2 separate regions of the Homo sapiens genome follow, and region 2 is linked to region 1. The links are chromatin loops, found by intact Hi-C in ENCODE. Cell type or tissue: GM12878. All regions are shown on one strand. Each heading gives the region's core, and the rest is flanking DNA. Links, peaks and the distances in the headings are about the cores only.

Region 1 (15,870 bases), core at 7,712-12,711:
CAAAAGGGGTTTCAGAGGAGGGGTTCCAGAGGAAGGAAAAACCCAGGGAGGATTTTCATTAAGAAGAGGGATTTCATGAAGGGTGCAAGCTTGGCATAGGGAGGGTCGGGATCTAAGACAGAAGAAAGCCTGAATACAGGGAATCTCTTGCCTTTTGCTATTCCTGGTTGTAAAGTTGTTAAGGTCCCTGAGAATTTGAAAGTCAAAGGTGCCATTTTCAGGCCATCAACTGTCATTATCTCATTTGCACTGGGGCCAGGCTGTGTTGTAATAAAAAACTAAATGCTTTGGCTTTAGGTTCCCCCATAAGCCAAATGTTGGATGTTCCAGTTGGAATTGGCAAAGGGCCTCCTGGACTGGAGGCACACGAGGAAGAGAGAGAGAGAGAAGAGGAAGGAAGAGGGAGCAAGTGCTAGAGAGCGAAATACCTGTTGCGGGCAGTTGGAGGTGGATTCCTGAGACCTGAGGGTTTTGAGAGCCCACCGGAGAGTAGCCCTGGCCCGAGTCTCACAGTCCCCTTCAGATTAATTGTCCTCCTCACATAAATCGCTTGAAAAGTGAAACAAGAGAAAAGACAGGGCGGCTGTCCAGAGGCTCTCAGGATCCAGGAGTTAATTCAGGATGAGGGCCGCTGCTGCCCACTGCCTCTTGGGTTGCAAGAGAGCCTCTGCCGCCAACACCCATCCCGGGTTTTGGCACCAAATGTAAGACTTAAAGAAAGAAGAAAGAGGCCAGGTGTGGTGGCTCACGCCTGTAATTCCAGCACTTTGGGAGGCTGAGGCGGGAAGATCACAAGGTCAGGAGATTGAGACCATCCTGGCTAACACGGTGAAACCCCATCTCTACTAAAAATACAAAAAATTAGCCAGGCATGGTGGTGGGTGCCTGTAGTCCCAGCTACTTGGGAGGCTGAGGCAGGAGAATGGCGAGAACCCGGGAGGCGGAGCTTGCAGTGAGCCAAGATTGCACCACTGCACTCCAGCCTGGGCGACAGAGCAAGGCTCTGTCTCAAAAAAAAAAAAAAGAAAGAAGTAAGAAACACAAAATGTGGCTTGACAGTTAAGGACAGGTTTATTTTAGAGAAAACAAACCTGAAAGTGGCTTCTGGCCGAGTTAGGTGAGACAGCTCTTCTCTCTTACAGACCTAAGGATATTTAAGGGTTTTGAAAGAGGGGACTTATCATAGATTCGGAATGTTTCTATGTGAAGGAAAGTTTATTGTGGGGTTGGAATGTCTCTGGTCACAGGGGAGGCTGTCTTGGGGTTGGCATGTTTCTGGTCAGAGAGGGATTTATCTTAGGGTTGGAATGTTTCTGGTTATGCTGACATTAGCCATTAGGCTGATGTTTTGGGGCTGGATTTAGGGGTTTTTTAATCAAGTGGAACTTAGGATGGTGGTGTTTGCTCAAGATGGTGATGCTCCTGCTCTGTCAAGCACCAGTACCGTTTTCCATACCCTTATGATGGCATTCCAGAACCAATCAATAGCACCCATTCCCTAGTCCACTGCCCACCAAACTATCTTTGAAAATCCCTAACCTCAGCCAGGTGCAGTGGCTGACGCCTGTAATCCCAGCACTTTGGGAGGCCAAGGTGGGTGGCTTGCTTGAGATCAGGAGTTCAAGACCAACCTGACCAACTTGGTGAAACACTATCTGTACTAAAAAAATACAAAACTTAGCCAGGCGTGGTGGTGCATGCCTGTAATCCTAGCTGCTCAGGAGGCTGAGGTAGGAGAATCACTTGAACCTGGGAGGCAGAGGTTGTAGTGAGCTGAGATTGTGCCACTACACTCCAGCCTGGGCAACAAAGTGAGACTTCATCTCAATAAAAAAAAAAAAAAAAGAGAGAGAAAAAGAAAATCCCAGCCTCTGAGCTTTCCGGGAGATTAATTTGAGTGGTAACTCCCTCTCCCTTAGGGCGTGGCTGGCCTCGCAGCAATTAAACTCTTCCTTTACTGCAATGCCATGGTTTCAGTCAATTGACTTTGTCTGTGTAGCGGGCAGAAAGAACCCATCGGGCAGTTACACTTCAGGCAATGACTAAGCTGGAGAAAGAGCCCTTGAGAAAGTCCAGCTGTCATTATCCCTGCTAGTTAGCCTTTCTTCATTATCCAAGTGATCATGAAGATTGAACTCCCTGTCCCACTTCATATTAACTAGTTCCCTTCCTTTGTTCTCAGGGCCCCAGGCCCATCCTCAGCAGTCAACAGAGGACCTGGGAGGGAAGACTTATTCTTGTTGGGCAGTACCTGTTAATGAGGAAAGCATTTCCAGCAATTTCTTAGGACCATGATACCAGAGATGGGATCAGACCCTTCCTCCCTTCAGCTTTTCTCCCTGGCAGACAGCAGAACTCCCAGGATTTGCCTGGGCCCGTTGCATCAGGGAAAGCTTTTCAAATACCAGCAGATAAAACCTTTCTGCAGCCAGCACTTGTCTTGGCCTGGAGGGGAGCAAACCTGCCCCGTCCTGCACCACTGCCACCCCAGTGTAACCAAAGGTAAAATTCTAAGCCGCCCTCCCGACACAACCATCTGAATGAACTTCCTCCTCAGTCAGGGCTCTTAAAACTTAACCTGAGAGACTGTTTCAGGCCATAATGGAAGTGGGGTTCGAACATGCCTCATCAAACCTCTCCAGCACCAACAGTGACACAGACTTTAAGGCTGATAAAAAACATTTTGCAACTTATTCTCTCTGAAGCCTGCTAGCTAAAAGCTTCATCTGCATGGTAAAACTTTGGTCTCCACAACCTCTTATCTTACAGACATTCCTTTCTGTTTAATCCCAGGTCTTTAGACAAATTCAAACAATTATCAACCAGAAAGTGTCTAAATTTACCTATAGCCTGGAAGAACCCTCCCCCACCTTTGAATCGTCCCGCCTTTCTAGACCAAAACAATGTATTTCTTAAATGTGTTTGATTGATGTCTCATGCCTCCTTAAAATGTAGAAAAGCAAGCTGTACCCTTGGGCACATGTTCTCAGAACCCCCTGAGGGCTGTGTCATAGGCCGTAGTCACTCATACTTGGCTCAGAATAAATCTCTAAAAATATTTTACAGTTTGACTCTTTTCATCAACACCAGCACCACATTATCCCAGGAGGAAAAGCAGACGCGTGACAGAGTCAGAGAGCAGGCATAGAGTGCTGTGGCAGTCAGCCAGTGCCCACATCAACACCAAGGAGAGTCCTGCGGGTGCTGTGCAAGGCCGGGGTAAGTCAGTCCTGGTTGGGCACAGAGGCCTTGGGGCCGGGAGGAATCACTGATGCGCCACATTCAGGAAAAGCCTAGAGCAGAGCTTCTCGAACTTAAATGTGAGCTTGAACCACCAGGGATGTGGCCAAAATGCAGGTTCTGATTCAGCAGGTCTGGAGTGAAGTGGATTTTGCATTTTTCTAACCAGCTCCCAGGTGATGGGGCTGTTGCTGGTTTCCAGACCAACGGGGGCTGGAGGATGGTCTGGTTCCAGGGCCACCCAAGGGTGTGGCCGATGCTCACATGGTGTGGCTGCCCCCATAGGGCTGCTGGCTTCCAAAGCGTGTTTCTCAAGATCCTGGGTGAGATGCAAGATATGTTATCTGGATCTGGTGCCTGATGTAGTACCAGAGTCCGTGATGTGCTGGAACATGTTCAACAGGCTGGGATGGTGGGCCCGGGGCTGATTTATAGTGTGAGCTGATTTGTGTAATGTTTCTGATGCCAGTGGGCTAGAGGAGGTCCCCAAACGCCAGTGGGACCTTAACCGCAGGCAGTGTCCAGGCTTTTGACACCTTTGCCAGAAGGAATTCAAGGACAAGTCAGAAAATAGTGAAAGTACAGAGATTTATTGCAAAGCAAAAGGTACACACTCAAGAAAGGAGAGTTCGGGCCTACTCAAGAGAGAGTTGCACCCAGCAGGGTTGGGAGCTTCCACCTTTATGGGTTTCTTTAACCAAGGGGTGGGATATTTATGAAGATTCCTGGAAAAAGGTGAGGGTTTCTCAAAATTGTGGTGTTACCTGTTTTTATGCCAAATATGGATGTCCCAGGAACTGTCATGGCACTGGTGGATGTGGGTTTAGTATTATTATTATTTTTTTTTTTTTGAGACGGAGTCTCGCTGTCGCCCAGGCTGGAGTGCAGTGGCGCTATCTCGGCTCACTGCAATCTCCGCCTCCCAGGTTCACGCCATGCTCCTGCCTCAGCCTCCCGCGTAGCTGGGACTACAGGCGCCCGCCACCTTGCCCGGCTAATTTTTTGTATTTTTAGTAGAGACGGGGTTTCACCGTGTTAGCCAGGATGGTCTCGATCTCCTGACCTCGTGATCCGCCCGCCTCGGCCTCCCAAAGTGCTGGGATTACAGGCGTGAGCCACCGTGCCTGGCCGGGTTTAGTATGTGTTGTTTGTTTGTTTCTTTGTTTTGATATGGAGTTTCACTCTTGTTGCCCAGGCTGGAGTGCAATGGTGCAATCTCGGCTCACTGCAACCTCCACCTCCTGGGTTCAAGTGATTCTTCTGCCTCAGCCTCCCGAGTAGCTGGGATTACAGGCATGTGCCACCATGCCCTGCTAATTTTTTTGTATTATTAGCAGAGATGGGGTTTCACCATTTTGGCCAGGCCGGTCTTGAACTCCTGACCTCGGGTGATCTGCCCACCTCAACCTCCCAAAGTGCTGGGATTACAGGCATGAGCCACCGAACCCCGCAGGGTTTAGTATGTTAATGAGCACATAATGAGGTCCTACGTGAAACCTAGGTCAAATCCAGCGCTATGTTGATTCCAGTCGGCCTTAGCCAGCTTGGCCCACATCCTGTTTTTCAGGGCCCCTACTTCTGCAGCTATTTCAACAGTTTCCTTTTGCTAGTCATGCAAAACTGCTGCCTGGAATTTTCTATTCTCCTGCGACCACCCTGTATTATTCCTGTCTCATTTTCACCATGGCTGATTTCAAACCACTGTGGAGAAAAATGTGCACTTTCGTGGAAAATTGCATTGCTTCAAGCATACTCTTCCCGAATCAGCAGGGCCCTGCCCTTGCGTTGCCTTTGAGCTTACAGTTCTGTAAGTTGTAGATAAATGATGTCCCAGCAAAGTAGTTGTCTTTAAAACAATTTTTTTGAGACAGAGTCTTGCGGTGTTACCCAGGCTAGTATTGATTTCTTTTTTTTATTGGGGTGAAATTTACATAACATGAAATCAACAATTTGAAAGTGAACAATTTGGCAGCATTCACAGGGTTGCACAATTAATGAATAACTTCATCTATTTCTTCACCCCAAAAGGAAAAGGTGCCTATTAGCTGTCACTGCTCATTCCCCCTGCCCCCAGCCCCTGGCAGCCACCAATCTGCATTTTTTTTTTTTTTTGTCCTGTTTGCAGTACCATACATGATCATCGAACTGCTGCTAGAATGCCCACAGCTGTTACTGCAAATTCAAAACCCAGGAAAGACTTCTGGGAATTTACTTTAGGTCAGGGTTGGGCTGCCTGGTGCAAGATTGCACCCACAACTGGGCAGGTTCAAAAACATAGGAGCCTTTCCCCAGACCATCAATCTGCATTCTCTATGGATTTATCTATTCTGTATCTTTCACATAAATGGAATTGTACAATATGCAACCTTTTTCTGTCTGGCTTCTTTCACTCAGCATGTTTTTGAAGCTCATGTAGCACGTATGAGTACTTCTGTTTTTTTTTTAGAGACAGGGTCTCCCTATGTTGCCAAGGCTAGACTTGAACTCTGGGACTCAAGCAATCCTCCGACCTCAGCCTCCTGGGGAGCTGGGACTACAGGCATGCACCCCTGTGCCTGGCTCATTTCTTCTTATAGCTGTATAGTATTCCATTGTGTATGTGCCACAATTTGCCTATCTGTTCATCCACTGATGGACATTTTGGCTGTTTCCCCCTTTTGGCTATGTAAATACTGCTGCTACGAACATATGTGTACATGTATTCGCTTGAGTACATGTTTTTCATTCTTTTTGGGTATATATCCAGGAGTAGAATTGCTAGGTCATATGGTAATTCTATGTTTAACTTTTTGAGGAACCACCAAACTGTTTTTTCCTCAGTAGCTGAACCATTTTACATTCCCATCGGCAAGGTACAAGTGTTCTAATTTCTCCACATTCTAAACAACATTCGTTTTATTTTATTTTTTTTGAGACAGAGTCTTGCTCTGTCTCCCAGGCTGGGGTGCAGTGGTGCAATCTCAGCTCACTGCAACCTCCACCTCCTGGGTTCAAGCAATTCTCGTGCCTTGGCCTCCCAAGTAGCTGGGATTACAGGTGTGCACCAACACACCTGACTAATTTTTGTATTTTTAGTAGAGGTGGGGTTTTGCCATGTTGTTCAGGCTGGTCTTGAACTCCTGGGCTAAAACGATCCACCCACCTCAGCTCCCCAAAGTGCTGGAATTATAGATGTGAGCCACCTCACCTGACCACCAACACTAGTTAATTTCCCTTTTTTTTTAAGTATGATAGCCATCCTAATGTGTGAAGTGATACCTCATTTTGTTTTTGATTTGCATTTCTCTAGTGAGTAATGATGCCAAGTATCTTTTCATGTGCTTCTTGGTCATTTGCATATCTTCTTTGGAGAAAATAATCTATTCAAGTGTTTTGCGCATTTTGAATTTGGTTGTTTGTCTTTTGTTGTTGAGTTGTAAGAGTTCTTTATATATTCTGGATACCAGACCCTTATAAGATATACGATTTGCAAAAATTTTTCTTCTAGTCTCTTGTCTTTTTACTTTTTTTTTTTTTTTTTTTTTAAGAGAAGGAGTCTACCTCCATTGCCCAGGCTGGACTTGAACTCCTGATCTCTCCTGCCTCAGCTTCCCAAGTCGCTGGGAATATAGGCACATGCCACTGTACCCAGCTCATCTTTTTACTTTCTTGATAATGTCTTTTGAGGCACAAAAGTGTGGGTTTTGTTTTGGTCGTGTTTTTTTTTTTTGGGGTTTTTTTTTTTTTTTTTTCTGAAACAAGGTCTCATGCTGTTTCCCGGCCTGGAGTGCAGTGGTATGATCACAGCTCACTCCAGCCCTGACCAGTCAGGCTCAAGTGATCCTCCCACCTCAGCCTCTTGAGTAGCTGGGAACAAGGGCATGTGCCACCACCCTCAGCTAATTTTTTTTGTTTGTTTATTTGTTTTTAGTATTTTTTGTAGAGATGATGTTTCACCACATTGTCCAGGCCAGTCTTAACTCCTGAGCTCGAGTGATTTGCCTACCTCAGCCTCTGAGGTGCTGAGTTTGCAGGCGTGAGCAACCTCACCCACCACTTTTTCATTTTGATGAGGTTATTGGCAACCTGAAATAATTGAAAGGATCAGAATCCAGTTTAAAGGAGTTTATTCAAGGCCAGGCGGAGTGACTCACACCTATCGCCCCAGGCGAGAGGGATTAAAGGTCCCATAAGCACATTCCTTTAAGACTCAAAATAATTCCAGTTTCCAACAGCTTTGATTTTGAATTATTTGTTTTCACATTATATATAAGCTGGCTCCTGCACATCACTGGATATTATTTATGGCCTGCCTGGTCTCATTTTCTGTGGTCAAAGAGAGTGGTCTCATTAGGAAAGAACTTGAATAGACATTTCTCCAAAGATGTACAGACGGCCAACACGAATGTGAAAAGATGCTCAACGTCACTCATCATTAGGGAAATGCAAATCAAAACCACAATGAGAGCTCACCTCACACCTGTTAGGATGGCTACTACCAAAAACAACGATAACAGCAACCACAGCCCAGAAAATAACAAGTGCTGGTGAGGATGTGGAGAAATTGAAACTCTTATATACTGTTGGTGAGAACGTAAAATGGCGTAGCTACTGTGGAAAACAGAACGGTAATTCCTAAAAAAAATTAAAAATAGAATTATCATGTGATCCAGTGATCCCACTTCTGGGTATATATCCAAAATAATTGAAAACGGGGGCTCAGCGAGATACTTGTACACCCATGCGCATAGCTGCATTTCTCACAATTGCCAAAGGTATTAATAGAAGCAACCCAAGTAACCTGACAGATAAATGGGTAAACCAGATGTGGTGTGTGCACAGTGGAGTATGATCCAGCCTCAGAGAGCAAGGCAATCTTGTTCCATGTTACAGCATGAAGGACTCATGAAGACATGCTCTAAGTCTTCGGAAATCAGTTACAAAAAAGCAAATACTGCATGATCCTACTTACATGAGGTATTGTGAGTGCCCAAATTCGTAGAAGCAGAAAAGTAGAATGGTGGTTGCCAGGGACTTTGGGGAGGGAAAATGGGGAGTAGTTGTTTAATGGGGACGGAGTTTCAGTTTTGCAAGATGAAAAGGTTCTGGAGATCTGTTTCATAACAATGTGAATATACTTACCACAACTCAACTGGTACATTTATTTAAAAATGTACAGTTAAAATGATAAGTTTTATGTTATGATGTTTTTAAAAAGAGGGATATCGGCTGGGCGTGGTGGCTCACGCCTGTAATCCCAGCACTTTGGGAGGCCAAGGTGGGCAGATCACCTGAGGTCGGGAGTTTGAGATCAGCCTGGCCAACATGGTGAAACCCCGTCTCTACTAAAAATTCAAAAAATTAGCTAAGCATGGTGGCTCACGTCTGTAATCCCAGCTATTTGGGAGGCTGAGGCAGGAGAATCACTTGAGCCTAGGAGGCAAATGTTGCAGGGAGCCAAGATCACGCCACTGTACTCCAGCCTGGGTGACAGAATGAGACTCTGTCTCAACAAAATAAAGAAATAAATCAAAAATAAAAAGAGGAGTGTCTATCCAGGGTAATGTGTAACCGACAGAAGCCCCTTGGGTCCTGAAGAGCCTCTGCTGCTCCGGCTTTCACGTCTTCTGCCTGTGCTTCTCCAGGAGCACGCCCTTCCTGTGCACGTGCACTCTCTGATAGGCGAGGTCAAATTCTGTTCTTGGTGAGAAAACACATAGGCACCTTGTCATGTCTCTGAAGTTTACACCCCAGGCATATCAGAGCGTGATCAACAATCTCTCTGCCTCGGGGACATCTAGTAGGAGCTTGGAAGGGAGCTCAAGTGAGGACAGAATACAGAACTGGCTCCTGAAGGAAGATAAACTTGGAAGGCGCACGTTTTCTGGACCCTCCCTGCAGACTTGGGTTCCGGCGGCCAGGTGGCATGCCCAAGGTGGGGTGTGGCTTTTCACAGAAGAGGAAGAGGGAGACACCGCGCGTGGGCACTGGGGTTGGGAGGTCCTGTGTCAACCGACTGGATGCACTCCTCTCCCTTCCCCAGACGAGATACACTGCCTGTGCCAAAAGCAAAGCAAGGGCACTGTGGGGTGGTCAGGTCCACTCTGAATCTGTTAATGATTCCTTCCTTATCTAAATCTGGAATGTGGGAAAAGAAAAACAGCTGAGCAGTGTGAGCCCTGTGAGGTTCGCAAAATTTATTAGGCCCAGAGAGACGTGAGTGGGAACTTGAGTCACTTCCCCACCCATGTCCAGGGCAGCTATTTGACGACACTTTGTTCCTGATAGCTGCCTCACCCATTTTCTTCAGGGTTTTGGAATTCATGGTACAAAGAACAATGTAGTGTGGATCTACAGTTTACATGGTTTTGATGTAAATTCTTGGTAAAGAACTGTCTCTTCTTTAAATGAAATGTTTTTCAATAGTTTTTGGGGATACAAGTGGTTCTTGGTTACATGGATAAATTCGTTAGTGGTAATTTCTGGGATTTGGGTGCACCCATCACCCAAGCGCTGTACACTGTACCCAATACAAAGTCTTCTCTCCCTTTCCCGCCTCCTGTCAGAGGCATTGGAACCAGAGCGACTCCATCTTGAATAGGGACCGAGTAAAGTGAGGCTGAGACCTACTGGGCTGCATTCCCAGGAGGTTTAGGCATTCTTAGTCACAGGATGAAATAAGAAGTCAGCACAAGGTCACAAAAACCTTGCTGATGAAAGGATGTGGTAAAGAAGCCACAAAAACCCACCGAAACCAAGATGGTGATGGAAGTGACCTCTGGTTGTCCTCACTGTCATTATATGCTAATTATAATACATTAGCATGCTAAGAGACATTCCCACCAGTGCCATGACAATTTACAAATGCCATGGCAACCTCAGGAAGTTACCCTATATGGCCTAAAAGCGGGAGGAGCCCTCAGCTCCGGGGAACTGTCCACCCCTTTCCCAGAAAACTAGTGGATAATCCTCCCCTTGTTTAGCAAAGAACAAGAACTAATTATAAATATAATCAGTTGAGCAGCCCAGGCCACTGCTCTGCCTGTGGAGTAGCCTTTTTTTTATTTCTTTACTTTCTTAATAAACTTGCTTTCACCTTACTCTATGGACTCACCCTGAATTCTTTCTCACACAAAGTCCAAGAACCTTCTCTTGGGGTCTGGATCAGGACCAACACTCCCATTGCCCCTCCCTCCCTCCTGTCCTTCCTTCCTTCCTTCCTTCTTCCCCTTCTTTCCCTCCCTCCCTCCCTCTCTCCCTCCCTCCCTCTCTCCCTGTTTCACCCTTGTTGCCCAGGCTGGAGTGCAATGGAATGATCTCGGCTCACTGCAACCAGGTTCAAATGATTCTCCCGCCTCAGCCTCCCGAGTAGCTGGAATTACAGGTGCCTGCCACCAAGCCCAGCTAATTTTTTTCTTTTTTTTTTTGTATTTTTAGTGGAGATGGGGTTTCACTATGTTGGCCAGGCTGGTCTTGAACTCCTGACCTCAGGCGATCCACCTGCCTCAGCCTCCCAAAGTGCTGGGATTACAGGCGTGAGCCACTGCGTCCAGACTTTTCTGGGGGTTTTTTTTTTGTTTTTTTGTGTTCTTTTTTTTTTGCTTTTTTTTTTTTTGAGACAGGTTTTGACTCTGTTGCCCAGGCAGGAGTGCAGTGGCGCTATCTCAGTTCACTGCAACCTCCACCTCCCAGGCTCAAGCAATCCTTCCACTCTAGCCTCCCAAGTGGCTGGGACTACAGGCATGCAGCACCATGCCTGGCTAATTTTTGTATTTTTGTAGAGACGGTATCTTACCATTTTGGCCAGACTAGTCTTGAACTCCTGAGCTCAAGCGATCTGCCTGCCTCAGCCTCCCAAAGTGCTGGGATTATAGGCATGGGCCACCATGTCCAGCCTTCCTTTTTTCTTTTAAAAACCCACTTGTAAGGCTTGGCATGGTGGCTCATGCCTATAATCCCAGCACTTTGGGAGGCTGAGGCGAGCGGATCACGAGGTCAGGAGTTCGAGACCAGCCTGGCCAACATGGTGAAACCCTATCTCTACTAAAAATACAAAATTAGCCATGCGTGGTGGCAGGCGCCTGTAATCCCAGCTACTAGGGAGGCTGAGGCAGAAGAATCGCTTGAACCCGGGAGACGGAGGTTGCAGTGAGCCGAGATCACGCCACTGCATTCCAGTCTGGGCAACAAGAGTGAGACTGCATCTCAAAAAAAAAAACAAAAAAAACACCACACTTGTAACTATTGCTGATAGGAACATAAATTCAGGGCAACTTGAATCTATGCTCCTGGGTTGCAGTCCTCAAACTTGGCCCAAATAAACTCTCTACTTGTATGGATTTCACCTCAGTTTTTTCCTTTAGATTAATAAATGGGTGTGGCCAAGAGCCATTTCCTCTCCCCATCAATCAAGCAAGCCAAATATAGACACCACCTTGATAGCAACCCCGTTTTGTGCATCAAAGGCACATATAGGCATTTCTGCTATCATGTGATATACCTGTTCCTAAAGAACATGACATTCTGCCAAGTGGCACATCAAAATAACAGGGCTTAAGGGGAGAAATGACTGGCAAGGACCACTTGAATCCTATGCGGTTTTACAATCTGAACACAAACAAGTATAAATGCAGTCTTGATAAGCACAGCAGCTAGGGCAGATCTCCATCGCCTGGGGGAACTTCTGCTTTCTCTTCTCAGATTAGGGTCTTTGGGCCTTTCACTCCTAGTAGAGCTGTTTCATCAAAATTGAAAATCCGGCCAGGTGCAGTGGCTCACGCCTGTAATCCCAGCACTTTGGGAGGCCGAGGCGGTCAGATCATTTGAGGTCAGGAGTTCTAGAACAGCCTGGCCAACATGGCGAAACCCCGCCTCTACTAAAAATACAAAAATTAGCCAGGCGTAGTGGCGTGCGTCTGTAATTCCAGTTACTCGGGAGGCTGAGGCAAGAGAATCGCTTGAATCTGGGAGGTGGAGGTTGCAGTGAGCTGAGATTGTGCCACTGCACCCCAGCCTGGGCAACACTGTGAGACTCCGTCTCAAAAAAAAAAAAATGCCGGGCGCGGTGGCTCACGCCTGTAATCCCAGCACTTTGGGAGGCCGAGGTGGGTGGATCACCTCAGGTCAGGAGTTCGAGACCAGCTTGACCAACATGGTGAAACCCCGTTTCTACTAAAAATACAAAAATTAGCTGGGCATGGTGGCAGGTGCCTGTAATCCCAACTACTTGGGAGGTTGAGGCAGGAGAATCACTTGAACTTGGGAGGCCGAGGTTACAGTGAGTTGAGATCATGCCATTGCACTCCAGCCTGGGGGACAAGAGTGAGACTTCGTCTCAAAAAAAAAAAATTGAAAATCCAATGCAGGCTATAATCAATTAAAACAAACAAATTACATATGAAAATATCTTCAACTGTCCTGCTAACTCCACCATTTAGTTTAAGATTATTGAAAGGGTCACAGGGGAGTGACAACTGTCTGGGCCAGTGGCACGGGAGTAAAAGAATTTACCAAGACAGTTGTAGGTAGAGAAAGATAGATTTATTAGAGAAAGTAGGAAAATATGTTGCAAGGAGGCAACGGGCGGTATCAGCAGAAGAGGAGCGGACTGCAAGGAAACAGGCTTGCTGGAGATTTTATAGGATGGCTCTTGGGATGTTGGATTACGCCACGGCTGCAGGAGCTAACCTGCCTTCTTCTGTCAACCGGGATGTTTGATAAATTGAGGTGTTTGATGTGAAACGGGAAGTCTGTGAGTTATGTGTGTTATTTGCTCAGGAGGGCTACACTTCCTGGGACATAAACACAGACAGACCTATAACTCATCTGCTTCCTCTTTGTTTATCTGTTGTGGACCATGAAGAGAGGCAGATTTATAGCTTATTTGCTTTCTCTTTTGCTTTCCCCTGGTGCTGCCAACCTGACTCCTTTTCCCTAATTAGGACTCCACAGAAAGCTTGGAAAGCACTTCTTTTTTTTTTTGTTTTGTTTTTTGAGATGGGATCTCACTCTGTTGCTCAAGCCGAGTTCTGTGGCTCAGTCACATCTCACTGCAGCCTGAAGTTCCTGGCTCAAGCAATTCTTCTGCCTCAGCCTCTCAAGTAGCTGGGACTATAGGTGCACACCACCACACCCAGATAATTTTTGATTATTTGTAGAGATAAGGTCTCACTGTGTTGCCCAGGCTGGTCTCGAACTCCTGGGCTCAAGCGATCCTCCTGCCTCAGCCTCCCAAAATGCTGGGATTACAGGAGAAAGCGCTTCTTGAAATCACAAAACCAGCCCAGAGCCCTGCAGAATTTTCAGCGTTTTCTCTTTAAGGTCTTCATATGTTGTGTAAAGGAAAATAAAAAACTCAGGACCCCAATTCACTCTGCCAAAAAGGAAAAACAAAATTAAGCTGAAAGCTGAGTCATGCAAGGAGCTGTCTTTCCTTATGTTCCTAAGCAGACAGCGACAGATAAAAGGTTAAGTATCCCCACAAGTAGCTACTCTGTGTTCACCTCACTTTATGTAAAGTGCTGATTTACTGAGCAAGAGACAGACATGTAATTGCTGATTCCTCTACTTGTACCTTTTCTCTTGTAACATGTAGGTTACCATACTCTCCCTCTTTCCCCTCCAGCCAGCTTTTCTTTAAATATCGACGCCCTCAAAATCATCTTTGGAGAAAGGCACAGACCACAGACTATTTCTGAGATTCTGCTTTTTTCTTCTGGGCATGTCCTTAACCTTGGCAAAATAGACTTCTAAATTGATTGAGACCTGTCTCAGATACTTTTTGGTTTACAGTTGCTAAGCCTTGCTCTTTCATTGAGAGAATGCTTGCCCCCCTCCGCTCCACCACCACCTCAAACTATTATATGAACATGCTGCTAAGAACACAAACACAATTTCTGCATTCTACTGACGTATTTTTTTTTTTTTAATTTTTGGAGATGGAGTTTTGCGCTGTCACCCAGGCTGAAGTGCAGTGGTTTGATCTCAGCCCACTGCAACCTCCACTACCTGGGTTCAAGCGATTCTCCCGCCTTAGCCTCCTGAGTAGGTGGGGTTACGGGCTCCCGCCACCAAGCCTGGCTAATTCTTGTATTTTTAATAGAGACCGGGTTTCACCATGTTGGCCAGTCTGGTCTTGAATTCCTGTAATCCGCCTGCCTTGGCCTCCCAAAGTGCTGGGATTACAGGCGTGAGCCACCGCGCCCGGCCAGCATTCTCTTGTTTACCATCTGCAAATGAACTAACTAACTCACAGTACAGAAGCATGTACTGAGTGAGGCAGAAGAGACTCCACCATTTGCACCACCAGGGGCTTTGGTAGAATATCTTCCTGTTTTCTGTCCTAACAGATTTTCAGGCATCCATTTAATAGTTCTACCAGTGAGAAACGGTTTCAGCTGCAAGTGACAGAAAACAAAATGAAGTATTTTTCTTCCCTACTAAGTCAAGTTGGTGGTGGGGAGCTGGGATGGTGCTCCACAGGGTAAGGGGCCCCAGCTCCTCCTAGCTTGGTGCTCTGTCCTGTGGGGCTTCAATCTCAAGGCCCAAGCTGGTGGCATCTACATTCCAGGAAGCAGGATGGAGAAATAGGCAAAGCTAAGAGAGCAAAGTTTCTGGAAGCTGCCTGCCATATGGCATCTTGCATACACTGCATTAAGCGGAACTTTATGTCTGTACTGACTGCAAGAGCAATGGGGAAATGTCTTTATTTTGGGCAGCCGCAGGTCTTGTTCCCAATTCTATTACTACAGAAGAGGCACTGACCAAATGGATTTATGGATGGGGAGGAGAAGCCATTAGCAGCCTGTACAAAAGAGGCCCGTGGCAAAACTTTAAAATTCTAGAACATTCCTAGCAGAGGTGAGGCCAGTAGTGACTGAAGTCCTGGTATCATTGTCTGGTCACAGAACAGCCCGGAGATGTGCCAGCTTGCTTTGTGGTATGGTGTTAACCCAATATTTTGCCCTGGTTAAATTTTTCTTATATAAAACATTTGCTTTTCATTCTGATTCAGAAAAGTAACTTTTATTTCTGTTTTACTTTTTTTTTTTGGAGACAAGAGTCTCGCTCTGTCACCCAGGCTGAAGTGTAGTAGTGCGATCTCAGCTCACTGCAACTTCCGCCTCTTGGGTTCAAGCGATTCTCCTACTTCAGCCTCCCAAGTAGTTGGAATTACAGGCGCACACCACCACGACCGGCTAATTTTTTTTTTTTTTTTGGCATTTTTAGTAGAAACGGGGTTTCACCATGTTGGCCAGGCTGGTCTCGAACTTCTGACCTCAAGTGATCCACTTGCCCCAGCCTCCCAAAGTGCTGGGTTTACAGGCTACCACGCCTGGCCTAGTTGTGTTTTATTATAACAGTAACAGAAACGCTCCTATTTCCTCTCCCCCATCCTATCACCAAGTGATTGTCAATTTTCCATCCTAAATATCCCTCAAGTGTATCTACTTCTGTCTTCTCCATCCCCATGCTGGTCCAAGTCACATTGTTCTTTCACCTGGGCTACGGCAAAGACCTTCCACTGCTCCTTCTCCCCACTTCCAAATCCAGCGGTCTCTTGTCCCCTCATCAGTTCACCTCTGGACATCCAGATGGAACTTTAATTTTTAATTTTTTTTATTTCTAGGGACAGGGTCTTGCTCTGTCACC
Region 2 (15,870 bases), core at 4,277-9,276, 68 kb after region 1:
CAGCTAATTTTGTATTTTTAGTAAAGATAGGATTTCTCCATGTTGGCCAGGATGGTCTCGAACTCCTGACCTCAGGTGATCCACCCGTATGGCCAGTTTTTACCTAGAATATTTTTAGGTTTTATGGAACTGGTTTTGGGGAAAGGGGATCCGGTTTGTATGACCTGCCCAGGAATCCTGACTAGGGATGCTAGTTTCTAGGGTTAGCCTCGGGGGGAGTGGGACTGAGACAGGGGGACAGGAGAAGGTCAGAGAAAAACTTGCTTCTGAGGGCGCTGCTGAGGCCTTCATTTTGGGGTATTGTTTTAAAGCCCCAACAGGAGAAAGTGAGAGACACTCGTGGAGGGTGGAGGGAAAGAGGATAAGAGGATGGACCACCAGGCGGGCCTGAATGAATGCGGCCAGCAATAAAAGCCCAGGAACCCAGTGGGGTTTCTCCTTTTTCTCTCTTTTTCTCTTTCCCTTCTTTCCTTTTTGTTTTCCTTCCTTCCTTCCTCTCTCCTTTCCTTCCTTCCTTCCTTCCTTCCTCTCTCTCTTCTTCCCTCCCTCCCTCCTTCCCTTCCTTCCTTCCTTCCTGGTCTCACTCTGTCACCCAGGCTGGAGTGCAGTGGTGCGATCATAGCTCACTGCAGCCTTGACTTCCCAGGCTCAAGCGATCCTCCCACTTCAGCTTCCCAAGTTGCTGGGACTACAGGCACACACCACCATGCCCAGCTCTTTTTTTCTATTTTTGTTATAGAGACAAGGGTCTCACTATGTTGTCCAGGCTGATCTGTAACTCCTGGGCTCAAGTAATCCTCCTGCCTCCGCCTCCCAAAGTGAAGGGATTACAGGCATGAGCCACTATGCCCGGCCGGGGTTTTTTACAGACATTTCTGAATGACCCAAATTCTGCACATATTCCTTAATGGGTGGATTTATGTCTTTGTGGTCCCCACAGTACCCTGAAGAGGTTCAGAGACTCAGAACCTGGAGGGTGCTCCATGAAAGATCGTTAACAGTAATGATTCCTAAACTCCCAGAGCCGCTGAGTATTAAATCGTCAATTAGAGAGACATCAGCTGGGGAATCCACCGTGCATGACGCTTAGCACCTGTGCCTCATTCAGCCCTCGCCACTTCTTGCCTGAGGCTCAGAGACATTAAAGAACTTGTCAGCTGGGTGCAGTGGCTCATGCCCAGCATTTTGGGAGGCCAAGGCAGGAGGATCATTTGAGCCCAAGAGTTCACGACCAGCCTGGGCAACATAGCAAGACTCTGTCTCTACTAAAAATTAAAAAAAAAAAAATGAGCCAGGTGCGGTAATGCACGCGTGTAGTTCCAGCCACTCAGGAAGCTGTGGTGGGAGGATCACATGAGCCTGGGAGATTGAGGTTGCAGTGGGCTATGATCGCACCATTGCACTTCGGCTTGGCTGATAGAGCTAGACTCTGTCTCAAAAAAAAAAAAAAAAAAGAACTTGTCCACTTCCCACCATACCAGCAGGGGTGGGAGGCAGACGGAGACCCTGTTCTCTTAGTGGAATCTCAGTTCCCCTCCTTAGGCCAAGCCATCCAGAAGGAGCTCACTCAGACCCAGCGCAGGGTCCAGGCCCTGCCCTACCATGGCCCTAATGAGGCAGAGATTATCCCCTTTCCTGCTATAAAAGTAGGAACAAGACTGAGCTCATTTTCTCCGGGGTTCAAGTGTTTAAATCATTGCCTATTCTTTAGAGAAACGGTGTTCTTCCTGCAAAATAATTAATGACGTGTAAATTTGTATAACTCTCATGATTCCCTCCGTTTTGAATGTGGAAACCATTTGTAGGAGTACCCTGGTGAGAATGAAGTCCCCACAGTCCTTGGTTCACACATAGGAGCGTGACCTTCCGAGCACAGTGGTAGGTGGGCCAGGGGGTGCCCAGGCCCCGGGATCCTGAGTCCTTGGCTCCTTGCAGGCTGGCCGGTGCTTCTGGCGCTCACAGGGGTGCCCGCCCTGCTGCAGCTGCTGACCCTGCCCTTCTTCCCCGAAAGCCCCCGCTACTCCCTGATTCAGAAAGGAGATGAAGCCACAGCGCGACAAGGTATGAAGTCGCCGGCTACTCTCCCAGGCCCTGCCCACCCCGGGGGCCAGGCAGAGACACGGTCAGGGCCACAGTCAGGGTCGCCATGGGTCAGGGGTGAGAGCTGGGAGCTGAACGGGGTGGGGGGGTGGCAACTGGGGCACAACCAAGGTCAGGTCAGGGAATGGTGAGCTCAGGGCCAGCATGGGGGCTTGGGGCCCAGCCTGCAGGGAGACGGCCCTCTGAGCGGGTGGTTCTGCTTTCCGCAGCTCTGAGGAGGCTGAGAGGCCACACGGACATGGAGGCCGAGCTGGAGGACATGCGTGCGGAGGCCCGGGCCGAGCGCGCCGAGGGCCACCTGTCTGTGCTGCACCTCTGTGCCCTGCGGTCCCTGCGCTGGCAGCTCCTCTCCATCATCGTGCTCATGGCCGGCCAGCAGCTGTCGGGCATCAATGCGGTATGTGGGACGGTGGCCAGGCAGGGAGACAGATGAAGCAGACCCAGGCTTCATGGATAGCAACACACAGTTCCACCCACAGAGGCCTGGCCTGGCAGTGGGGCCAGGATCAGTCCAGGCAGAGCCAGATGTCAGGAAGAAACCTCACTCCTCTCTGCCTCCGTGCTCTGCCTCTCCCCACATGCCAGCTTCATTTTTCTCTGTTTCCCAGTCCCCAGAAGGAATGCCTCCTGCCAATAGTCCTTTCCCTTCTATACAAGAGACCAGCTAGACTGAGATGAGCTGAGGTCTCCTGGGTCCAAGCTCAGGTCACCAGGCCTGGGTTGGTAGGCCCAGCCTGTGTCAGGAGCCCATCTTGGGCCCACTTGTCTGTGATGTTTGTGGCATCGCTTTCTGCGACCGTGGCTCTTTGGCTGTAACTGTATCTAACCATGGTGTGAGGGAAGGGTGGAGATCTGACAGAAGCTAAAACACTGGAGATTGGGTGGGTGACCCAGTTGCTCCAGTGGCGTGTCGGGAAGAGGTGGCCTTGGCCTCAGGGATTCATGGATGTTTAACCAGTGATCGTGGGAGGGTAGATGGCCCAGGTGGGAGCCACCAGATGTGGAATAGCACACGTGGCCTTTCAAAGGGCTGTTTGTGCCAATGTCCTTGGCATGGGGCCAGAAGACAGACTCAACTTGCGGTTGGCTTGGCCCAGAGTGAGAGGTAAGAAGTCATTCTTTGGGATCTGAGCTCTTAGAGTAACTGAATGATGGAGGGAAAAGTGCTCTTGGAGGTCGTATGGTCTGACTTCCATTTTATAGACGCCAAACCTGAGGCCCAGAGAGGGAGGAGCTGCGACCCTGGATTCCAGGGCAGCGCCGGGCTCCACCCTGGTGTCCCGACTCCAGGTCAGGCCTCTTTTTCCCACCACCTGCTACCCTCTTCCTGTCCCAGGGTCCCCAACCCAGGCTTGCAGAACTGTGTGTGGCTTGAGTTGAGAAAGTTAAGCCAGCGTCCTGGGTCTTCCGGCCTGTCCTGACAGCCCTGTGTTTTTGTTTAGATCAACTACTATGCGGACACCATCTACACATCTGCGGGCGTGGAGGCCGCTCACTCCCAATATGTAACGGTGGGCTCTGGCGTCGTCAACATAGTGATGACCATCACCTCGGTGAGTGAGCAGGAGGCATCCTTCCTGCTGGAGGGTCTCTGGCCAGGTGCCGCCAGGCAGACAGGAGCCCCACAGAGTGAACTGAGTGCTGGTGGCCCTGGTCCTGGGGTCATTTAAGGGACATGGACTTTAGGATGCACACATACTAACTACCTGCATGACTTTGACCAGAAAACTCAAAATTCCTTCAGAGCCGGCCGGGCGCGGCGGCTCACACTTGTAATCCCAGCACTTCGGAAGGCCAAGGCGAGCAGATCACTTGAGGTCAGGGAGTTTGAGACCAGCCTGGCCAACATGATGAAACCCAGTCTCTACTAAAAATACAAAAAAATTAGCCAGGTGTGGTGGCACACACTTGTAATCCCAGCACTTTGGGAGACTGAGGCAGGTGGATGACTTGAGGTCAGGAGTTTGAGACCAGCCTGGTCAACATGGTGAAACCCCATCTCTATTAAAAAATACAAAAATGAGCTGGGCATGGTGGTGGGTACCTGTAATGTCAGCTACTTGGGAGGCCGAGTCAGGAGAATCACTTGAACTTGGGAGGTGGAGATTGCAGTGAGCAGGGAGATGGCACCACTGCACTCCAGCCTGGGTGACAAGAGTGAGACTCTGTCTCAAAAACAACAACAACAACAAAGAAAAACCTTCAGATCCAAGTTTCTTCCTTTGTAAAAATCATTATGGTGACTGCAATACATGGTATTCAAATGCAGGTACCCCTTTTTGTTGGTGCAGTTTCATGATTTCAGAGTTTAGTATTTAAAGTCTGAGCTACTTACGCTTTGATATATATGTTGCATGAAAAAGGGTCAGATGATCATGGCATTCCTTTCCCTAGACCATTTTCAAGTTATCTCCTGATTATTTTGATTCCTATTTCTTGAGTTGCCAGTGATGGTAAACATTTTCAAGAAAGTTATCTATTATTTGTATTTTCCCCAGAGCTAGTTTAAGTTCCAGTAAACTCTCAGAAGGTTTAGAAGGGCAGGGAGGGAGAAGTTAAGGAAAACAGTGGGAGAGGCTGACAGGAAAATTAAGGGAAGAGGACAGAGGTCCCCAGGCTGAAGTCTCAACCCCTTCCTCCTGCTGGATTTCTGTGGCCCCATCCCCAGTTTTCCCCTGGGGCAGGATCCATCCTTTATCCTCAGAGTCCTCCTCCTTGGGGATAAATGACCATAACTAGGACCTGCTTCACCATCATCCTACCTGGAGCAACCCAAGCCAGAAAAATACCCTTTCCCTCTCCCTGGAGGAACAGCATCTGGGAACCAGGCATACAGCAGGAAATTGACAGTATTTCCCTGATTTTTGGGGTGCACTTCGCTCCCATCCTGAATGGCAGTGATAGTCTGTCTGTTGGGATGTTGGGAGGACATGAGTCAGCTAACATGAGTCAAGGGGCTGTACAGGGCCGGCTCTGGTCAGCCATTAGGGATGGAGTAGAATGGAAATGGTATTAGAAGTAGAAAAGGAGCCAGGTGTGGTGGCTCATGCCTGTAATTCCTGCACTTTGGGAGGTTGAGGCGGGCGGATCACCTGACGTCAGGAGTTCGAGACCAGCCTGGCCAACATGGTGAAACCCCATCTGTACTGAAAATACAAAAATTAGCCGGGCGTGATAGCACATGCCTGTAATCCCAGCTACTCGGGAGACTGAGGCAGGAGAATTGCTTGTACCCGGGAGGCGGAGGTTGCAGTGAGCCACGGTTGCACCACAGCACTCCAGCCTGGGTGACAGAGTGAGACTCCACCAAAAAAAAAAAAAAAAAAAAAAAGAAGAAGAAGAAGAAGTAGAAAAGGAAGGAAGAAGTCGAAAGAATGCTGATCACAGGGAGTGTGGCCTGGGCTTGGTTGTTGGAGAAGGAGCTGGCTGAGTGGAGGGGTCAGTCCATCAGGTGGAAAAGTGGAGAGATGAGGGGCCCCGCATGATGTGAGCCCAGATTCCAGATGGCCTCAATGTCGAGTGGAGCCCCAGAGAATAGGAGGGGGCTATTTTTATTCTTATTCTTTTTATTTATTTATTTTTTAAACATAGAGACAGGGTCTTACTATGTTGACCCGGCTGGTTTCGAACTCCTGAGCTCAATCAATCCTCCTGTCTCGGCCTCCCAAAGCGCTGAGATTACAGGTGTGAGCCACTGTGCCCAGCCCAGGGGCTATTTTTAAATGTAGGTTTTATTCTTATTCAGGTATGGTGAGGCCAACAGATCAGGAGGTGGCTACTGCTGGAAAGACAGTTTGTTCCTCACAGATCCCATGAGGAGGGTGCGGTCCACGCCATTCCGGGCCTGCGGGGAAGCCCCAGGGTTGGTCAGGAAGCAGAGGCATGAAGGGGAAGTGTGAGGATGAACCTTTACTGTGGTTCCCACAGAAAGGAATGGGTGAGGCAGAGCGAGCAGGTTTAGGAGTAGCTGGTGTGAATAATTTCCTCAGGGTCGGGGACCACAGGGGCTGTGCCAGCTGTCTGGCCCCTGGCCCCCAGGGTGTTAGGGCAGGTGATGCTGGCCTTGCGTGTGAAAGCTCAGCAAAGGAAGACCTGGGGTGTGGGCCTGCATTGTTGGTTTGCAGATGAAAGAGGCACTCACTCCCAGACAGCGGTTTGTTTGCTATCAGTGGGGTGGGAAGGGCAGTCCCTCCAGGGCCATAAAGGTCCCAAGATGTCAAAGCATCAAACACAGAAACTAGAAAATGTGGTTATTCTAGTGGGTAGCAAGGGGTGCAGGGAGCCAAGATCCAGGAGGTCTGGAAATGAATGACCAGAACAAGGAAGGGTGGTGGTGAAGAGCATGAATGTCTGACCCATGTCAAATCAGCGGCCTGCATCCCACATGCAGGCAGCAGGGGTAAGAAAGGGGCACCTAAAAGGTGACGCACGGTGGCTCACGCCTGTAATCCCAGCACTTTGGGAGGCCGAGGCAGGAGGATCACTTGAGGCCAGGAGTTCGAGACCAGCCTGGCCAACATGGTGAAACCTCGTCTCTACGAGAAATACAAAACTTAGCCGGGCATGGTGGCAGGTGCCTGTAATCCCAGCTACTTGGGAGCTGAGGTAGGAGAATCACTTGAACCTGGGAGGCAGAGGTTGCAGTGAGCTGAGATCGCACCACTGCACTCCAGCCTGGGCAGCAAGAGCAAAACTCCGTTTAAAAAAAAAGAAAGAAAGACAAAAGAAAGAAAGGGGCACCTAAGAGGGGCCCACAAAAGGAAGTGGAGGCTCGGCCCAAGAACCGTGGGCGCCAGGCCAAGGCGGCTTCTCACTGTCCCCCTTCCCCTCCAGGCTGTCCTTGTGGAGCGGCTGGGACGGCGGCACCTCCTGCTGGCCGGCTACGGCATCTGCGGCTCTGCCTGCCTGGTGCTGACGGTGGTGCTCCTATTCCAGGTCTGACCTCATTTCCTGCCCCCTGGGTGGGGAGTCATGGGGAGGGTGGGAGGTCCCCTGACTGAACCGGGCCCGCTGCACCAAGTGGTTGGTTCTGAGTCCCACTGATGGCATGCATCCTGCCTGGAAAAGTACTTTGCAATGCCCCATCCTGAAGTGAATGTCACAGATGGCTTCATTTACCTACACCTGCACATGCAAATAAGTAACCGGATAGATGGTCCAGCTGTCATGGGAAAGAGAAACAAGGAGGACAGTTTGCAATAAAATATGTGCTTCAATGCGTAAATGCAAGGATGCCACCGCATTAGAAAACATCTATGGGCGGTGAACAGGTGTGGGTTAAGGAAAGACCAGAAGTCACCCCATTCGAGAGGTAGAAGGAGGCTGAGCACAGTGGCTCACTCCTGCAATCCTAGCACTTTGGGAGGCCAAGGCAGGAGGACCCATTGAGCCCAGGAGCTCAAGACCAGTCTGAACAACATGGTGAGACCCCATCTCTACAAAAAATACAAAACGTTTTCTGGGTGTGGTGGTGTGCACCTGTAGTCCCAGCTACTCAGGAAGCTGAGGTGGGAGGATCACCTGAGCCTGGGAGGTCAAGGCTGCAGTGAGCCATGATCGCACCATTGTACTCCAGCCTGGGGGACAGTGAGACCCTGTCTCAAAAAAGAAAAAACAAAACAAAACTACGAATCATTTTTCAGTAAGACTAAAACACAGCAGACCACCCAAACAAGAAGTACATCATTTTAATTTGCAGTGTTCTCAGCCTGTATGTATTATCCACGTTCTACGGAAGTGATGAAAATACGTGGTGTGTCATGATATAAAATCTCTAAAAAGCAACCAGCATTCTGTGTCTCCGAGGCAGCCTCTTTGCTGTTGCTTGTGCAGGAACGGCAGCACTGTCCTGAGCCCTTTCAAATGGAAAATATATCAGCAACGCAATTGCACATGAGTACAAGAATGTGTGAGGAGCTCATTCTGTCATGTAGAGCCAAGATCTTTGCTCTTTTCCTTCTTTTCCAAGCTGCCCTCTCTGCAATGACTTGTCCTTAACCACCAGAGAGTGCAGAGAGCTCCATGTGGGAAAGAGCTGGGGGATTCAGGGAATGACCAGGAGGCCAGGGCCTGCGGGGAAAGCAAGGCCTGGCGACGAACAGTGTTAGTGATGCTCATAAATCAATTAAAGTTTCCCTCGGAAAGAACTTTCTTCTTTAATTTTAAAACCAGTATAAGTTCTCAGCCAGACGCAGTGGCTCACACCTGTAATCCCAGCACTTTGGGAAGCCAAAGCGGGTGGATCACCTGAGGTCAGGAGTTCTAGAGCAGCCTGACCACGTGGTGAAACCCCGTCTCTATTAAAAATACAAAATTTAGTCGGGTGTGGTGGCGTGTGCCTGTAATCCCAGTTACTCGGGAGGCTGAGGCAGGAGAATCACTTGAACTCAGGAGGCAGAGGTTGCAGTGAGCCAAGATCACAGCACTGCTCCAGCCTGGGTGACAGAGCGAGATTCTGTCTAAAAAAAAAAAAAACCAATATAAGTTCTTAGCAGAACCTTTAGGGATTCTAGGAAGTGAAAAGAGGTGAGCACGACTGAGCGCCACCTGCAGAGACCACCGCCAGTGACACTTCTGAAACCTAGGGGCATCCCCGGTGGCTCTTTCACTCCTTCTGTCCAACCAGGGGCTCTGCCTGAAAATGCAGCAGCAGCTGCTCGCTTCACACCGGGTCCAGGGCGGCCCCACCAACCCAGCCAGCCTCGCTTTTGCTTGAAGTGTTGAATGGCCCCAATCCTCCTGCCTTCTCTTCTTGTTGAAAATGAATCAGATCTTGTTGCTTCTCTGCTTGGAAGCTCCCAGTGCCTCCCCTCCCACCTCGCCATCCAGCTCTGCTGCCAACTTGTCCCTTGAGGCCGTCTCATAACTGTGACTACAGGGTTCCCTGGGAAGTTCATCTGGGGGCACCCGGTTAGTTTGGCTGAAGTCCGTTGACCCGGTTTTGCATTGGCTGTTCTCTCGGCAGTTGGGAGCAGAGATGGTGGTCTGCCAGCTCCACGGGTCCGGGGGTCCTAGGAGTCTCCAGAGAATGGTAGAGAAAGTCCGGACCTCAGCTCACTCATGTTGACTGGGTGACTTCAGCCACTGCTTGATCCCTGAGGGACTAAGGTTCCTCATGGTCTGTATTCAGGGCCCTCTGTGCTCTGCTTCCACAATTGTGGAACTGAAACAATCATATAAGCCGGGCGTGGTGGCGCACGCCTCTAGTCCCAGCTACAGGAGGCGGAGGCAGGGGAATCTTGAACCCGGGAGGCGGAGGCTGCAGTGAGCCAAGACTGTGCCACTGCACTTCAGCCTGGGCGACAGAGCGAGACTCTGTCTCAAAAAAAAAAAAAAAGAAAGAATCGTAGAGTCACTCAGAGGGCAGAGGAGTATCACAAAGATCAGATGAGTTAATATTTGTGATTTGTAAAGTGCAGAGAATGGCACCTGGCAGGAAAATAACTCAAAGGTAGATGCCCCTCGTTCTCCATGACGCTCATCAGGTGAGGCTGGAGGGAGCCCTGTGGGAGGCTACAAGGCCTGGTTCTCACTGGCCTTCCTCTCTTGCCCACAGAGCCCTCAAGGTCCATGGAGGTGCCCAGACATCTAGGTGCAGCTCCTCCCTGGGGCAGGAAGGTGGGACCCGCAGGTGGACCCCCCCGCACGTGGGGCTCCTGGCCTCAGCCCAGACAGCCCTGCCTCTCCCCACAGAACAGGGTCCCCGAGCTGTCCTACCTCGGCATCATCTGTGTCTTTGCCTACATCGCGGGACATTCCATTGGGCCCAGTGAGTACCTGCACGCCTCCCTCGCCCCGGCCATCCTGGTCCATTCCTGGGCCTGACACACAGTCAGTGCTCGACACATATTTGCTGAGTGAATGGACGTCCTTGGTCCCCGTGCTCACGCAGATCCCACACGTTCTTAGTTCTCAGCCTTGATGGCACTCCAGGCCATGTGCATTCATTCAACCAGCGCCAGCCAGGCCAGCGCCCCACTGATCATCTGTGGCTCCCAGGGGGGCCCAGACTCAGGTCTGGCACCCAACAAGGACATGAGCTTTTGCAGAGAGGGAGCTTATGCCAGTCAGACACCCCTGGGGCACCTTGGTTTACATCCACACCCTCCAGACACTCACTTGAGCCTCCAAGCCCACAGCACACCCAAGGCTCAACTGCCTTCTATCCCCGCTGACTGCCAGCTACAGTCCCTTATTACACTGTCCCCAATGTCCTGTTGCCAGTGGCTTCGGGCCTCCACCTGGGCCCACCTGTTGGGCAGCCTCTGAGACTCCAGACTCCTTCCCTAGTGTGTCCTGAGAATTGAACCTCCTTCTCCCTGCCTGGGAAAAGACACCCCTGACTGTGAAGACTCTAATAACATTCCCTGAAGAATGTTCATTTTGAAAGCACTGTCCATAAACCAAAATGAAGGTATTTAATTCATTCAACATCCATTGGCGGAATACCTGTTTACACTGTGCTGTGTCAGGCACATGAATGAGACCACATACTTGTATTTAAGGGTATTTAAGAAGTGGGATTTAGGCCTGGCATGGTGGCTCATGCCTGTAATCCCAACATTTTGAGAGGTGGAGGGAGGCAGGCTGTTCACTTAAGGTCAGAAGTTCGAGACCAGCCTAGCCAACAAGGTGAAACTCCGTTTCTACTAAAAATGCAAAAATTAGCCAGGTGTGTTGGCGGGCGCCTGTAGTCCCAGCTACTCGGGAGGCTGAGGCAGGATAATCACTTGAACCCAGAGGTTGCAGTAAGCCAAGATCCACCACTGCACTCCAGGCTGGGCAAGAGAGCAAGACTCTGTCTAAAAAATAAAGGGGAGCGGGTGGGGATTTAGAGCAGGACGCCTTCCCAGTGTACCTCAAACGTGGAGGCAGCAGAACCTCAAAGGAAAAGTGCCAGTGTGTGTAGACCTGGCCGGGTTCCAAGCCGTTCTGCCCCCACTGCCTGTGTGTCACCTGGAGCAAGCCATGGTGCTTCTCCAAGAACGGGGTGATCAGGTGTGCCGGCAGACGCGAGGTCAGAGCATGGGCTGATCTGACATTCAACTTAGACCTAAGGACTATTGGCTGCTGTTGTTGTGGTGGACAGGAGGAAGGCAGGACAGATGACATCCCTGCCGGCGTCCACTTTGGGGTCAGGGCCCTGGAGAAGGGGCCCGGGCCCCAAGTCACTGGGCTGCAGGAGTTTGCACTTGACATCCCAGCTTCATTCAGGGGCTTTGAATTCTTCTCCATGTCCATCCAGAGAGGGAGATCGGTCCTTTTCTTTTTTTCCTTCTTTTTTTTTTTTTTTTTTTGAGTTGGAGTCTCACTCTGTTGCCCAGGCTGGAGCGCAACCTCCATCTCCCGAGTTCAACAGATTATCCTGCTTCAGCCTCCTGAGTAGCTGGGACTACAGGCACACGCCACCATGCCGGACTAATTTTTATATTTTTAGTAGAGATGGGGTTTCATCATGTTGGCCAGGCCGGTCTCGAACTCCTGACCTCCAGTGATCTGTGAGACCGGACCTTTTCAATGAGGCCATTTCACCACCTAAGCGGGGGTGGGAAGCTTGGAGGAGGAGGGACAGAATCTTCCTCTTTCTTTGTGTAAAGCTACAGATATCTATATATGCAGGACCTAAACAGACGCACAGTATTAAAATTTCATGGGAGTGGCGATTAGGGAACAAAAATGGCTTTAGACATTTTAGACAAGGCTTCTTAAGGAAGCGATAATGAAAAACAGTTGTCCAAGAAGGTGTAGCCCTCAGGCCCTGCCATACCCAGATCCGCCATAGGAGGGCGGCACTTCCCAAGCGCGGGCGGTCTCAAGTCAGAGTGACGCCAGCGCAAAGGAAGCTCTTTCAGAAAGCTCTGCTGCCTGTGAGCTGGAGCCCACTCACTCCTGCTGCTCCCACGAAGCTTCCCATCCATTTACTTTCTGCAAACCTTCATGGAGCGTCATTGGCCTTGAAGAAGCAGCAATGGAAATTCAATTCCAGGCTCTCCAACCAGACTTTGCAAAGTGGATCTTTGCAGCTCCTGCTCTGATCACGCCCTGGTTTTGTGGGTAAAGGCAGGGTTCCTTTCCAGTCCCCAATCCCAGCTGGTACTCTTGAGGGTCCTAGGTCAGAGGCTAGAGTGGGCCGCGTCCCGCCAGCCCTGGGGGACACCTGGGTCCTTCTCCGCCCCACCCATCCTGCTCTGCCCTCCAGGTCCTGTCCCCTCGGTGGTGAGGACCGAGATCTTCCTGCAGTCCTCCCGGCGGGCAGCTTTCATGGTGGACGGGGCAGTGCACTGGCTCACCAACTTCATCATAGGCTTCCTGTTCCCATCCATCCAGGTGAGTGAGGGCCCCTTCCCCAACCCGCTCCACCGGGCCTCCAGGGAGTAAGATGTATTCCCCTTCCGCTAAGCACATCTGTGAATCCAGCAAGGTGGGGACAGGCTCTCAGACACATCCAAGGGTCCACAGACACACGTGGCCCCACTGCCTGCAAACCCTTGAAGACACCGGTTTCTCAGTTACTGAAGGGTGATCCCCTGCTGACATTGTAAAGGGCTATTGCTTAGGGGCTCTGGTCCGCGGAGCTCAAAGGCGCCAGCAAACAAAGCCAGAGCCAGGGTGCAGATCCCCCACCGCTTCCTTCCTCTGTTCCGAAGACAAGATGGGCCACAAACTCTGCGCTCTCAGCACCTTCAGGGCACAGAGGCCATAAACCCCTACTGTCAAAAGGTTAAGCAGTCTTTTTTTTTTTTTTTTAGACAGGGCCTTGCTCTGTCACCCAGGCTGGAATGCAGTGGTGCAACCACAGCTCATAGCAGCCTTGACCTCCCAGGCTTAAGTGATCCTCCTACCTCAGCCTCCCAAGTCGCTGGGACCACAGGCATGGGCCACCACACATGGCTATTTATTTATTTATGTATTTTAGGGATGGGGTCTTGCTATATTGCCCAGGCTGGTCTCAAACTTCGAAAGTGCTGGGATTATAGGTGTGAGCCACAGCACCCAACCAGATTCTTTTTGATAATAGGGTGAGGGGGAATCCAATTTCTAGCTTTTTTTTTTTTTTTCCTGCAAACAATCTTTAGTGATCACAGTTTTCTAGCTATATCATTCCTCCAGGAGTGAAACAAAACTGGCTGCCAAGCAACTCCTTTATGGACTCACAAAGGCCTCGACCAGCATTGGTTATTTGTTGTTTGTTTTGGGGTTTTTGTTTTTGTTTTTGTTTTTTTGAGACAGTCACGCTCTGTTGCCCAGGCTGGAGTGCAGTAGCGCGATCTTGGCTCACTGCAACCTCTACCTCCTGGGTTCAAGCGATTCTCCTGCCTCAGACTCCCAAGTAGCTGGGATTACAGGTGTACACCACCATGCTCAGCTAATTTTTGTATTTTTAATAGAGACAGGGTTTCATCATGTTGGCCAGGTTGGTCTCAAACTCCTGACCTCAGGTGATCCACCTGTCTTGGCCTCCCAAAGTGCTGGGATTACAGGCATGAGCCAACGTGCTCAGCTGAATCAGCACTGTTGCCTTTCTCTGCCCCCTCCTGTCTTTCTCGTCTCCTGGTCTAGGAGGCCATCGGTGCCTACAGTTTCATCATCTTTGCCGGAATCTGCCTCCTCACTGCGATTTACATCTACGTGGTTATTCCGGAGACCAAGGGCAAAACATTTGTGGAGATAAACCGCATTTTTGCCAAGAGAAACAGGGTGAAGCTTCCAGAGGAGAAAGAAGAAACCATTGATGCTGGGCCTCCCACAGCCTCTCCTGCCAAGGAAACTTCCTTTTAGTGGCCCTGCATGAAGGACGGGAGCCCATATTCAAGGCTTCCTTCTATGACAATGGGCCTCCCGGCCCCAGGCTCTGGGGAGGATAATAGCACGGAGGCTTTTGTCGTTGCCCCCATTTAACTTAATTATGGATATTATTAAATACCCACAACAATGCATATTTAGCTGAGAAGTTCCAAGGCTAGCCATTGAGGAATGACCTGGAGGAAGGGGCCGGCACGTGAATTTTGATTGGTTAAGACTCGATTTTCCGATTCTACATTGGCACCAAAATTTAAATGATGTATAGATGCACTTTTTTAAAGTAAAACTTTTCAAGTTCCACAATTGCTATGGATACCCGAGCTGCCGTCATTGCATCAATTAAGGAGTCCAAGGCTCTGAATGCCATTGCCTTCCTGGCGACGTGGCTTCCTTTCTCCACCCCGTGGCTGCAGGTTGCACCGTGAATCCCAGCCTGCGTGCCCAGCTCTGTCCTGTCGATCACAGGGTGAAGGGGGCCAGCCCCTCGACACCTGTGGGTATTTCTCGTCAGGTGGGATGAGAGACTGAAAAAAGAAATAAGACACAGAGACAAAGTATAGAGAAAGAACAGTGGGCCCAGGGGACCGGCGCTCAGCATACGGAGGACCCTCACCAGTACTGGTCTCTGAGTTCCCTCAGTATTTATTGATCACTATCTCTACTGTCTTGGTGAGGGGGATGTGGCAGGACTATAGAGTAATGGTGGGGAGAGGGTCAGCAGGAAAACATGTGAGCAAAGGCTCTGTGTCATAAATAAGTTTAAGGAAAGGTGCTGTGCCTTGATGTGCACATAGGCCAGAGTTATGTTTGACTTTACACAAACATCTCAGTGTAGTAAAGAGCAGTATTGCCGCCAGCATGTCTCACCTCCAGTCATAAGGCAGTTTTCTCCTATCTCAGTAAACAGAACGTACGCTCGGGTTTTATACCGAGACATTCCGTTCCCAGGGACGAGCAGGAGACAGATGCCTTCCTCTTACCTCAATTGCAAAGAGGCCTTCCTCTTTCACTAATCCTCCTCGGCACAGACCCTTTACGGGTGTCGGGCTGGGGGACGGTCAGGTCTTTCCCCTCCCACGAGGCCATATCTCAGGCCATCTCCATGGGGGGAAGCCTTAGACAATACCCAGGCTTTCTTGGGCAGAGGTCCCTGTGGCCTTCCGCAGTGCATTGTGTCCCTGGGTACTCGACAATGGAGAATGGCGATGACTTTTACCAAGCACACTGCCTGCAAACACATTTTTAACAAGGCGCATCCTGCACAGCCCTAAGCCATTAAACCTTGAGTCAACACAGCACATGTTTCTGCGAGCACAGGGTTGGGGCTAGGGTTACAGATTAACAGCATCTCAAGGCAGAAGAATTTTTCTTAGTACAGAACAAAATGGAGTTTCTTCTGTCTACTTCTTTCTACATAGACACAGTAGCAGTCTGATCTCTCATTCTTCCCCCCACAACAGGGGCCACAGGCAAGGGAGTAAGACCATTCCCAGTCCACTCTCTCTCCTCCTCTCCCTCCAATGGGGAAGTTGATATCTTCCTTGAAAACAAGGTGCAGTGCCGGGCGTGGTGACTCACACCTGTAAACCCAGCACTTTGGGAGGCTGAAGCGAGTAGATCACCTGAGCTCAGGAGTTCGAGACCAGCCTGGGCAACACAATGAAACCCCGTCTCTACTGAAAATACAAAAATTGGCCAGTGCGGTCATGTGCGCCTATAGTCCCAGCTGCTTGGGAGGCTGAGGCAGGAGAATTGCTTGAGCCCGAGAGGCAGAGGTTGCAATGAGCCATAATGCCACTGCATTCCAGCCTGGGTGACAGAGTGAGACCCTGTCTAAAAAAAAAAAAAAAAAAAAATAGCACCTGCATTCAGGCCTGACCATGTCACTCCCTGCTGGAATCCTAGGCTGATTCTATCACTCGAGATGATAAGGCTGGAACCGTATTGTCATAACGTGGGTTTCCTGCC

What was found. Hi-C counts contacts between places; a loop is a spot of excess contacts. Peaks named below come from ENCODE experiments on the same cell type or tissue, not always from the same donor. Only the 100,000 strongest peaks of a DNase experiment are listed, where the experiment ranks them.
Region 2: a loop joins it to region 1, with 5 times the contacts of the local background. A loop is called at or near these places in 3 of 110 quality-filtered maps.

What each region holds. Positions count from the first base shown.
Region 1 is chr1:9,072,363-9,088,232 of GRCh38, reverse strand. It overlaps a transcript of SLC2A5 not described here and LOC124900441. Among named protein-coding and RNA genes, the nearest start is that of SLC2A5, 11 kb to the right of the region's middle. RefSeq lists an enhancer at 11,852-11,941. In GM12878, for the core only: no CTCF peak of the experiment used is centred there; DNase peaks (open chromatin) are centred at 8,127, 9,962 and 11,792; H3K4me3 peaks cover 576 bases; H3K27ac peaks cover 4,396 bases.
Region 2 is chr1:9,001,308-9,017,177 of GRCh38, reverse strand. SLC2A7 (solute carrier family 2 member 7) reads left to right here. Exons shown (of 12, transcript NM_207420.3): 6 at 1,936-2,061; 7 at 2,310-2,497; 8 at 3,543-3,653; 9 at 6,934-7,035; 10 at 9,793-9,868; 11 at 12,299-12,426; 12 at 13,660-14,205. The coding sequence ends at 13,878. Among named protein-coding and RNA genes, the nearest start is that of SLC2A7, 17 kb to the left of the region's middle. RefSeq lists silencers at 6,104-6,163, 11,850-12,129 and enhancers at 8,420-8,920, 8,921-9,421, 11,842-12,368, 12,369-12,897. In GM12878, for the core only: CTCF peaks have their summits at 6,975 (motif pointing left) and 8,681 (motif pointing left); a DNase peak (open chromatin) is centred at 6,347; H3K27ac peaks cover 525 bases.